Regions from separate parts of the Homo sapiens genome. Here region 2 is linked to region 1. Evidence: read pairs that join two places in POLR2A ChIA-PET (ENCODE). Cell type or tissue: MCF 10A. All regions are shown on one strand. Links, peaks and the distances in the headings refer to the core of each region. The heading gives the core; the rest is flanking DNA.

Region 1 (5,590 bases), core at 426-5,425:
AATTATTAAATTGGCAGAGTAATGACATGGAAATACCATTAAATTTCGTTAGTAAGGGTTATTTTATGAAAAGCTAATGTTTTTGCCACGTTATAATTTTGACACAATGCTAAAAAATATTATTGAAATGTACTTATTAAACCATTTAGTTAAGTTTTCCATGTATTTCAACTTTGATACATTTCCCATGGGTCTTCATCACAATTTCTCTCTAGCAGTGCTATCCCATAGGAATATAATGCAAGCCATATTATAATTTTAAATTTTCTTTCTTTCTTTTTTTTTTTTTTGAGATGGAGTCTCCCTCTGTCGCCCAAGCTGGCATGCAGTGGCACGATCTTGGCTCACTGCAACCTCCGCCTCCTGGGTTCAAACTTTAAATTTTCTAGTAGCCATATTAAAAAGTTTTCTTTAAAAGGTGAATTAATTTTGATATTTTATTTAACCCAATAGATACATAATATGATTTCAACACGTAATCACTTAGAAAAAAAAAATTGTTTTTGAGATAAAATCTCACTTTGTCGTCCAGGTTGGCGTACAGTGGTACAAATACAGCTCACTGCAGTCTCAAACTCCTGGGCTCAGGTGATCCTCCCCACTCAGCATACTGATTAGCTGGGACCAGAGGTATGTGCCACCATGCCCAGCTGATTTAAAAAAATATATTTGTAGATATGAGCCCAGGTTGGTCTCAAACTTCTGAGCTCAAGCAATCCTCCTGCCTCAGGTTCCCAAAGTGCGGGGATTACAGGTGTGAGCCACCGTGTCTGGCAGAAAAAATTATTAATGAAGTATTCTATATTTTTTTATTTTTATTTTATTAATTTTTTTTTGGAAAGGGAGTTTTGCTCTTGTTGCCCAGGCTGGAGTACAATGGCGGGATCTCAGCTCACCACAACCTCAGCCTCCCTGGTTCAAGTGATTCTCCTGCCTCAGCCTCCTGAGTAGCTGGGATTACAAGCATATGCCACCATGCCTGGCTAATTTTGTATTTTTAGTAGAGACGGGATTGCTCCATGTTGGTCAGGCTGGTCTCAAACTCCCGACCTCAAGTGATCTGCCCTCCTCAGCCTCCCAAAGTGCTGGGATTACAGGCGTGAGCCACCATGCCTGGCCTATACTTTTCTTTTCTTCCTTCCTTTCTTTTTTTTTTTTGAGATGGAGTCTCGCTCTGTCGCCCAGGCTGGAGTGCTGTGGCGCAATCTCGGCTCACTGCAGCAAGCTCCACCTCCCGGGTTCACGCCATTCTGCCTCAGCCTCCCTAGTAGCTGGGACTACAGGCGCCCGCCACCACACCCGGCTAATTTTTTGTATTTTTAGTAGACATGGGGTTTCACCATGTTAGCCAGGATGTTCTTGATCTCCTGACTGGTGATCCACCAGCCTCGGCCTCCCAAAGTGCTGAGATTACAGGCGTGAGCCACCGCACCCGGCCGCCTATTCTTTTTTATATTAAGTGTTTGAAATTGGAGCCGGGTGCGGTGGCTCACGCCTGTAATCCCAGCACTTTGGGAGGCTGAGGCGAGCGGGTCACCTGAGGTCAGGAGTTCGAGACCAGCCTGACCAACATGGAGAAACCTCATCTCTACTAAAAATACAAAATTACCCGGGCGTGGTGGAACTTGCCTGTAATCCCAGTTACTAGGGAGGCTGAGGCAGGACAATCGCTTGAACCTGGGAGGTGGAAGTTGTGGTGAGGTGAGATCATGCCATTGCAGTCCAGCCTGGGCAACAAGAGCAAAACTCCGCCTCAAAAAAAAAAAAAAGGAAAAAAAAAAAAGAAATTGGATATGTGCTTTACACTTATAACACAACTCAATTTAGACTAGCTTTGCTCAATAGCCATATATGGCCAGTAGTTACTATATTAGACAGCATAGTTCCATAGCTTTATATATTTATCCATCTTCTCCTTTGACCTATCAAGAGATACAGTCTCTTAAATCTATTTTTTTTTTTTTTGAGATGGTCTCTCACTCTGTCACCAGGTTGGAGTGCAGTGGTGCTATCTCGGCTCACTGCAACCTCTGCCTCCCGGGTTCAAGCGATTCTCCTGCCTCAGCCTCCCGAGTAGCTGGGACCACAGGCATGCACCACCATGCCTGGCTAATTTTTGTATTTTTAGTAGAGATGAGGTTTTACTGTGTTGGTCAGGCTGGTCTCAATCTCTTGACCTCGTGATCCACCCACCTCGGCCTCCCAAATTGCTGGGATTACAGGCGTGAGCCACCGCGCCCAGCTTAAAACTTTTTAATTAATAGATACTCAATATATGCCTCTACATAAGGTAGAATTTTAAAATAGGAGACTTGGGTGTTATATTATCCTTATGTTTGTGAAAACAAATGGAAATATCATACTTTCTCATTTTTTTCAATTTGACATCTAAAATTTGCTTTGGTACGTGCTACCCCTCCTTCAATTAAATGTTTTTTTCCTTAGCTGGGTGCCTGTAGTCCCAGCTACATGGGAGGCTGAGGCAAGAGGATCGCTTGAGCCCAGGAGTTGCAGGCTGCAGTGAGCTATGACTGCACCACTGCACCCCAGCCTGAGCAACAGAGCGAGATCCTGTCTCTAAAAATAATAAAATAGGCCGGGCGTGGTGGCTCACACCTGTAATCCCAGCACTTTGGGAGGCCGAGGTGAGTGGATCACGAGGTCAGGAGTTCAAGACCATCCTGAGCAACATGGTGAAACCCCGTCTCTACTAAAAATACAAAAATTAGCCACGCATGGTGGTGCACACCTGTAATCCCAGCTACTCAGGAGGCTGCGGCAGAAGAATCTCTTGAGCCTGGGCGGCAGAGGCTGCAGTGAGCCAAGATCATGCCACTGCACTCCAGCCTGGACTACAGAGCAAGATTCCGTCTCAAAAAATAAATAAATAAAAATAAAAATAATAAAATGTAGATTTAAAAAAATACCCCGGATGCGTTTGTGCCACTGCATGCCAGCATGGTGACAGAGCGAGACTCAGTCTCAAAAAAAAAAAAGAACCGCAGGCCTCAGCAGGCCTCGAGGCTAAGACTGGACTCCATGCCAACACATCCATTGCAGCTGGGAAACTGGCCTACAAAAGGAATTCTGGAGAAAGACCTGCCAAGCCCATTTGTTCAGCCTTATGAAATTCTTCTGACCACTCCCATGGTTGTACTTTGTGCAGACCACCCACATGGATACACATATCTCATTGCAGGCCTGCCTGGAGACAAGCCACAGCCACATGAAAACCACCAAAACAAGGCACTCGTGAATCCTTGGCAAGTCGCAGGTACCAGTTAGGAACACAATAGCCTGGAAGGGAACTCCTAAGTTTTCACTGTTCTGTGGTGACATTAGCTTGGAAAAAGAAGTAACATTCATAACTAAGAGATGCCACAGTAAAGTATTCTTGGAGAACTGTGTGATAGAGGATGAATAACCCTAGGACTAACCCCCTGAATTGGGAAAATGCTGAGCAAACCTTGACTGTAGGATTCCCTGTAACAGTGGCTTGCTGCTGCCTACCAGCAAGGTCTTGCTTGCCCCCACTCACCTTCTCCATCATATAGTGATGATGAACAGCAATAATCCATAGCAAGGCATATTCATGCCATATGAATGCATAAGTACCAACAGGTGGATTTGTTCACCCATAGAGGAAGAATACAGTGAGGAAAGCAGCCCATCTGGAATAAATCAGTGCTGCATAGCTGCCCGCCTTGGCCTCCCAAAGTGCTGGGATTACAGGCGTGAGCCAACGTGCCCGGCCTATTTTATTATTATTATTATTATTATTATTGAGACAAAATCTCGATTCATCGCCCAGGCTAGAATGCAGTGGCGTGATCTTGGCTAACTGCAACCTCTGCCTCCCGGGTTCAAGTGATTCTTGTGTCTCACCCTCCCAAGTAGCTGGGATTACAGGCACTCGCCACCACATCAGCCAATTTTCTTTTTTTTTTTTTGAGACGGAGTCTTGCCCTGTCGTGCAGGCTGGAGTGCAATGGCATGATCTTGGCTCACTGCAACCTCTGCCTTACAGGTTCAAGTGATTCTCCTGTTCCAGCTTCCTGAGGAGCTAGGATTACAGGCACCCGTCATCATGCCGGCTAATTTTTGTTTTTGTTTTTGTTTTTTTGAGACGGAGTCTCGTTCTGTCGCCCAGGCTGGAGTGCAGTGGCGCGATCTCGGCTCACTGCAAGCTCCGCCTCCCGGGTTCACGCCATTCTCCTGCCTCAGCCTCCGAGTAGCTGGGTTTACAGGCGCCCGCCACCACGCCCTGCTAATTTTTTTTGTATTTTTTTAGTAGAGACGGGGTTTCACCGTGTTAGCCAGGATGGTCTCGATCTCCTGAACACGTGATCCACCCGCCTTGGCCTCCCAAAGTGCTGGGATTACAGGCTTGAGCCACTGCGCCCGGCTAATTTTTGTGTTTTTGTAGAGACAGGGTTTCACCATGTTGGCCAGGCTGGTCTCGGACTCCTGACCTCAGGTGATCTGCCTGCCTCGGCCTCCCAATGTGCTGGCATTACAGGCGTGAGCCACCACGCCTGGCCACAAATTTCTTCTTCAAGAAATGAGACTTTATTTCAGGCTGGGCGCTATGCACAGTCACAGGAAATTCAGGCTGCTATCGAAGGTTCTACCTGCTGAGCTTCTCAAGCTCCTCTGTGCATTAGCACCACTAGGAGGGCCTGTTGCAATGCTGACTGTTGGGCTCCACTCCCAAAGTTCCTGATTCCGTGAGTCTGGGACAAAGCTAGAGAATTTACACTTCAAACAAGCTTCCAGGTGATGGTGATGCTGCAAGTCTGGGAACAAGACTTTGGGAACCAGGAGCCTAGATTTATCTATCACACAGCCATTTATTACTTGCGGCTTTAACCAGGAAGGGGGTCAGCCCTCTACATTCAGATTACCCAAACAAATTAAAAGTTCTGTTATTTACTACTATTTAGTCTTTATCTCCCAGGGAAAGTGGGTAGACAGGGTTCATTCTTAGTGAAAGACTCATAATATCTATGCATCCCTCAATTCCCCAATTCTTCTCCTTCCCCATTCAGAGAATTTTTTTTTATATATATACTTTAAGTTCTAGGGTACAAGTGCACAATGTGCAGGTTTGTTACATATGTATACATGTGCCCTGTTGGTGTGCTGCACCCGTTAACTCGTCATTTACATTAGGTATATCTCCTAATGCTATCCCTCCCTGCTCCCCCCACCCCATGACAGGCCCCGGTGTGTGATGTTCCCCACCCTGTGTCCAAGTGTTCTCATTGTTCAATTCCCACCTATGAGTGAGAGCATGCAGTGTTTGGTTTTCTGTCCTTGCGATAGTTTGCTCAGAATGATGGTTTCCAGCTTCATCCAAGTCCCTACAAAGGACATGAACTCATCCTTTTCTATGGCTGCATAGTATTTCATGGTGTATATGTGCCACATTTTCTTAATCCAGTCTATCACTGATGGACATTTGGGTTGGTTTCAAGTCTTTGCTATTGTGAATAGTGCCGCAATAAACATATGTGTGCATGTGTCTTTATAGCAGCATGATTCATAATCCTTTGGGTATATACCCAGTAATGGGTTGGCTGGGTCAAAT
Region 2 (5,590 bases), core at 132-5,131, 330 kb after region 1:
CAGGATCTACTAGACCTCCAGGAACAGACATGGACCTTCTCTCCAGAGCTCCTGAGTGGAATCAAGTTCTTGTCTTTAGGATGACCGTTTCTTAACAATCAAATCTGGTATTGAACTGCAGGTGACTTTGGCAGAGAAATGTTTTCACTTTTGGTCTCCTCTTCCAGAGTCACCTTTCCCCACTCCTATTTTTGTAGATGCTATTCTTTCTGATGTCTTCTTACTAGGGGTCATTTTAGCTCAAACCCTGTAAGTTACAGTCACAATTTTCTGTGCCAAAGCAGCTACAATAATAGAGAGGAAGCCTTCTTAGAACTCTGCTTACTAATGTATTAATACCACTGAGACCTTCAGGCCTTGCCTGGGATATCACTTCATCCTGAAGTTTGCATTAATAATCCTTCCAGGCCGGGCACAGTGGCTCACGCCTGTAATCCCAGCACTTTGGGAGGCCGAGGCGGGCGGATCACGAGGTCAGGAGATCGAGACCGCCCTGGCTAACATGGTGAAACATGGTGAAACCCCGTCTCTACTAAAAATACAAAAAATTAGCTGGGTGTGGTGGCGGGTCCCAGCTACTCGGGAGGCTGAGGCAGGAGAATGGCATGAACCAGGGAGGCGGAGCTGGCAGTGAACTGAGACCGCACCACTGCACTCCAGCCTGGGTGACAGAGCAAGACTCCATCTCAAAAATAATAATAATAAATAATAATAATAATAATAATAATAATAATAATCCTTCCAGCTGGGCGCAGTGGCTCACGCCTGTAATCCCAACATTTTGGGAGGCCGAGATGGGCGGATCACCTGAGGTCAGGAGTTCAAGACCAGCCTGGCCAACATGGTGAAACCCCATCTCTACTAAAATACAAAAATTAGCCGGGCGTGGTGGCATGTGCCTGTAGTCCCAGCTACTCGGGAGGCTGAGGCAGGAGAATTGCTTGAACCCGGGAGGCGGAGGTTGCAGTGAGCCGAGATCATGCCACTGCACTCCACCCTGGGTGACAGAGCGAGACTCCGTCTACACACACACACACACACACACACACATCCTTCCTCCTCTAACCCCAAACTAAGATCACAGAAGGTGATCCAGTCAGAGAACAGAGGGAAATCTTACCAGGAAGGGCTTAAGTACACTTTTTTTTAAAACAGCTTTATTGTTTTTAAAGCCTACAATTTGATAAGCCTTGACATATGTATACCTGTGAAAGCATCACCACAATCAAGACACTGGACATATCTATCACTCCCCCATCTCAGATATCCCCCCTAATCCTGGATACCATTTGTTGAAAGATGTTATTACTCTAGCTGAACTTACAAGAGACTTTAGACCAGGGATCTAAATTACAGTGGCCTTAGTGACCTTGTCCTTATCTTCTTAGGACAGCTGAGAAGCCACTGGGACTTAGAGCCTTTAAAAGGAGATTAACTGTCCCAAAAGGATCTTTGCTACTGACCAGCAGACACTTCTTCCTTCAGTAGCCTTTCATACTGTGTTGAGTAACACCCTAGGGTGTCCATTAAAGTTTTGAGTTTTACCTAGAGCCCAGAGCCATGAATCAGGATTCTGTCTACATGATTCGTGTTTTCATTGGTGTCAAAATACAAAAGCCAAAGTTCTGGCTATGAATTGTTAACTTGGAAGAAATACTAACTGCCACCACTTATTAAGTGCCTACTGTGTGCCAGGCTCTGAACTAGGTGCTTCATATACATTATCCTAAATTATCTCAACATATGAGGTAGGTGTTTTAATTTTTATTTTATAGAACTTGGTGTGTTTGACTGTTAAGCTATGGGGCTAGAGAGAGGGTTTGATCCCAGGTCCCTCTGTGCTTTTGCTGCTGAGCCACACAACCTCTCATTTCAAAAACACTTTCAAAATGCTAACATATTCTAATTCACTCTAGGCCACCAAAAACTTTAATACTAATATCTGATTTGTAAATGACTTAATGTATCCTTGACCCTATCAGCTGAATTTAATGAAATATTCCTCTCTGCTGTGAAATTTTACCAGTATAGTATTTGGTCTAGTGACAGGTGTTCTATTTTTTTGAGACGGGTCTCACTCTGTCACCCAGGCTGGAGTGCAGTGGCTCAATGCAACCTCTGCCCCCCAAGTTCAAGTGATTCTCCTGCCTCAGCCTCTTGAGTAGCTGGGATTACAGGCACATGCACCACGCCCGGCTGATTTTTTTTTGTATTTTTAGTAGACAGGGTTTCACCATGTTGGCCAGGCTGGTCTTGAACTCCTGACCTCAGGTGATCCGCCCGCCTCTGCCTCCCAAAGTGCTGGGATTACAGGTGTAAGCCATCACACCTGGCCCTAGTGACAGGTTTTTATGGGTACTTTTAGATGATCTAAGAAATCATGTGCATATATCTTTCAGATTTCTATTTTGGGAAAATGAAGGTTTCTACAACATATTGTTTCAGTGTTCAAATAAACTGAAGGACTCAACATTACATTTGAACTATATCCTTCCTAGTGGGTTAGTGTGAAAAAGAGTTTGGCTGATTCCTAAAACTCTGCCAGCCCTGCAGTAATCTCCAGGGCCTGGTTATTGTTCAGACATTCCATGGTGATTCCTGGGAAGGAAGCTTGGCTGCTCAGTTTCTGAGTCTGGGGTGAGATAATGTTCTGGGAAGGGACATCTGTTCTTTGGTGTAATCTCTCATGGTGAAATCTGCTCTGTACATCAGACAATTGCATTGCTACCAAGTTTCATACCAAATATTTGAAAGGATGGTATTGAATCTAAAACCAAATATTAGTTTTTATTAAACTCATGGGAAGGCTAATATATTCCAACGTAAATTATTACATATGGTTAAGTAATTGCATGTTAATTTATTTTAATGTAAATATTTTTGTTACTGTTCTGAGCCAAATTCTAAAGAAAAAATAAATACATTTCCTTGTTGAAATCCTGTTGTATTTTGTTTTGTTCGTAACTCATTAGCCAAAAGCATTTTCCTTCCCAGAAGAGATTTAATTGTTGCACTGCTTACGTTTTGAAGGTTATATAACTTCCTTAAGGCCTCTAATATCATTGCTTTCTTAACCAAAAAAAGTCTATTAATAGAAAGCATGGCTGGGCATGGTGCCTCATGCCTGTAATCCCAGCACTTTGGGAGGCTGAGGCAGAAAGATTGCTTGAACCCTAGAGTTCGAGACCAGCCTGGGCAACATGCCAAAACCCCATCTCTACAAAACAATACAAAAAAAATTAGCCAGGCATGGTGCAGTCTCAGCTACTCAGGAGGCTGAGGTGGGAGGATCACCTGAGCCCGGGAAGTGGAGGCTGCAGTAAGTTAGTTATGATCATGCCATTGCACTCTAGCCTGGGCGACACAGTGAGACCCTGTCTCAAAAACAACAAAAACAAAACATTGCTATATATAACATTGAAAATTTGGCATAAAAAAGCAAAGTAGCCCCCAAGAAAGAGGTTTGAAACTAAGTGTTAAGCATTTACTGAGTCCCTAGACCCACTCCCTCTTTTTATGAGGCCCTATGTGGGTCTCATACAGGCATTAGAAACAATCCCAAATTACTATTGCTGTGTAACCTCAAAACTGAAGAGCTTAAAACAACAGTAATTGTTTCACGTCGTGGTTTCTGTGGGTCAGGATTTGGGAAAGGCTCAAACTTGACAGTTGTAGCTCAAGAGTATCCTGCACTTGTAGTTGTCAGCTGGAATAGCACGAGGCTGGCTGGCCAGGCATCTCCCAATGTGTGTGGTTACAGGGTCTCTCAGGTGGCCTCTCTGTGGGCTAGTTTGGGCTTCCTCACCACATGGGTAGCTTCAAAGGTAGAATTTTTTATGAGGCGGCTCAGGGCCACCAGCTAGTTGCTCCAACAAATCAACCATCAGCAGCACTGCCTTTTATGACCTAGCCTTGGAAGTCATCCCAGCATCACTTTTGTCACATTATTCAGTCACCTCTCCATCTAGAGAATGTCACAGATTTTGTTGACATTTAAAATTGCCACCTCCCACCTCAAGAAGCCCAGCTGGTGTGGGAGGCAAGACTGGTCCAGACGATGGCACCAAGACTACCAAAAATAAGCTGCCCCAGGTAGATGGCCATGGGAGTTCAGGGGAAGGGGGGTGGCCTTTGAACTAGTTCTTAAATTGGATTTTGACATTTGGAATGGGATTAGCAGGTCCCGTAGGAACAAAAGTCTGGGAACAATGATTGCTTGATTGTAATAAGATTTGACTAAAGGGGGAGGAATAAGCAGAGGCCAGAAATGTGGGCCAGGTCAAGGAAAGCCCAACTAAGCTTGGAAACGGGGAGGTAGCAGGAAAAGTAATGAAAGCTCCTTCCAGCCAAAAATAATTAACATTGAAGAGATAGTGGCCTTTCCTTCTTGGCAATGGCAACACCTAACCCCCATCCTGAGCATAGTATTACAGTTTACCTCAATCTCCAGTTTGGAAGTACCAGGTAGTTATAAGCAGATTACTGAAATATAGCTTTAATAATTGCTTGGAACATCACCTAAAACGAGCCAGGTACTATGCCAGGTTCTGAAGACAGATAATGAACTTACTGGTGTCTGAACAAAGCACGGGCTCCTGGAAACACCTGTGGTAGATCAGCATGGTCCAGTGCAGCTTTCTGCGACCATGGACATGTTCTATAACCTGTGCTATCCGAGTGCCACCTAACCACATATGGCTACTGAGCACATGAATTGTGACTAGGACTAGAAATGTATTTTAAATTCATTTAAATAGCCACATGGGCCTGGTGAATACTGCACTGGACAGCACAGGTCTAGATGAAGGATTTTACAAGAGAAATATGAACCAAGTGCTTGGGATGGCACAGAACCCAACATGTGCTACAGGACTCAACAGTAATGGGGCTAGCCACACATGAATGCCGTCCTGACTCAGGCTTACTGGCCGGATCCAAAGGAGTCAAGGTCTTACTAGAGTCTACGTGCCCCACAGACTCCTGCCGAAATATACTATCCAAGACCCTAAACTGAGGGACACTGGCAAGCAAGAGCCCATCTGGGAGAAAACGACTAGGTTGGTGAGAGGATTCACAGCTGTGTCTTAGGTAGATAATGAGGGGGTTAACCTTCAGCCACTAAACTCCCTTCTCAAATGAAAATGTCCACAGGATCCCACTCTAGATCCCGGTGCTATCTTAGTTCAAGGCAGGGCTGTGTGCCCAGTGGCTGTGCCTCCTCAGCCCTAGAAATTTCAAGGAAATTCCTCCTGGAAATTCCTTCCAACCTCACTCCAAACTACAACACATCTTGAGGTCAATAAAGAAGCTTCACATAATACAGTTTGAAACAGAAATTTATTCTCAGAATAATGCACAGAAGCACAGGTTGAGGCTACTCTTGGGAAGCTTCCCTCCCCTTCCTCTTCCTCCTCTCCCTCCTCTCTGAATGCCAGGGAGAACACAGTTGAAGGAAGGAAACATGCAATCACAAACAATGAACAACTCTAAAGACAAAAAGGTTTGGTCCAAAAGAACTCAACATAATTAATCCAATGACTGTGAAGAGCTTCACTGAGTAGGATTAAGATATTGCAGATGTAGTGTTTCC

The links. ChIA-PET counts read pairs that join two places held together with the same protein. Peaks named below come from ENCODE experiments on the same cell type or tissue, not always from the same donor. Only the 100,000 strongest peaks of a DNase experiment are listed, where the experiment ranks them.
Region 2: POLR2A ChIA-PET joins it to region 1 with 5 read pairs; 2 of 35 experiments call an interaction of 5 or more read pairs at or near these places.

The regions. Positions count from the first base shown.
Region 1 is chr9:36,541,647-36,547,236 of GRCh38, reverse strand. No RefSeq gene overlaps it. Among named protein-coding and RNA genes, the nearest start is that of MELK, 28 kb to the left of the region's middle. In MCF 10A, for the core only: no CTCF peak of the experiment used is centred there; a DNase peak (open chromatin) is centred at 3,106.
Region 2 is chr9:36,211,788-36,217,377 of GRCh38, reverse strand. It overlaps GNE (glucosamine (UDP-N-acetyl)-2-epimerase/N-acetylmannosamine kinase), which reads left to right. Exons shown (of 12, transcript NM_005476.7): 12 at 1-2,937. The coding sequence ends at 13. It overlaps LOC124902151 (a long non-coding RNA gene), which reads left to right and starts at 3,367. Exons shown (of 2, transcript XR_007061474.1): 1 at 3,367-4,092. CLTA (clathrin light chain A) reads right to left here. Exons shown (of 5, transcript NM_001833.4): 5 at 5,319-5,590. In MCF 10A, for the core only: no CTCF peak of the experiment used is centred there; no DNase peak of the experiment used is centred there.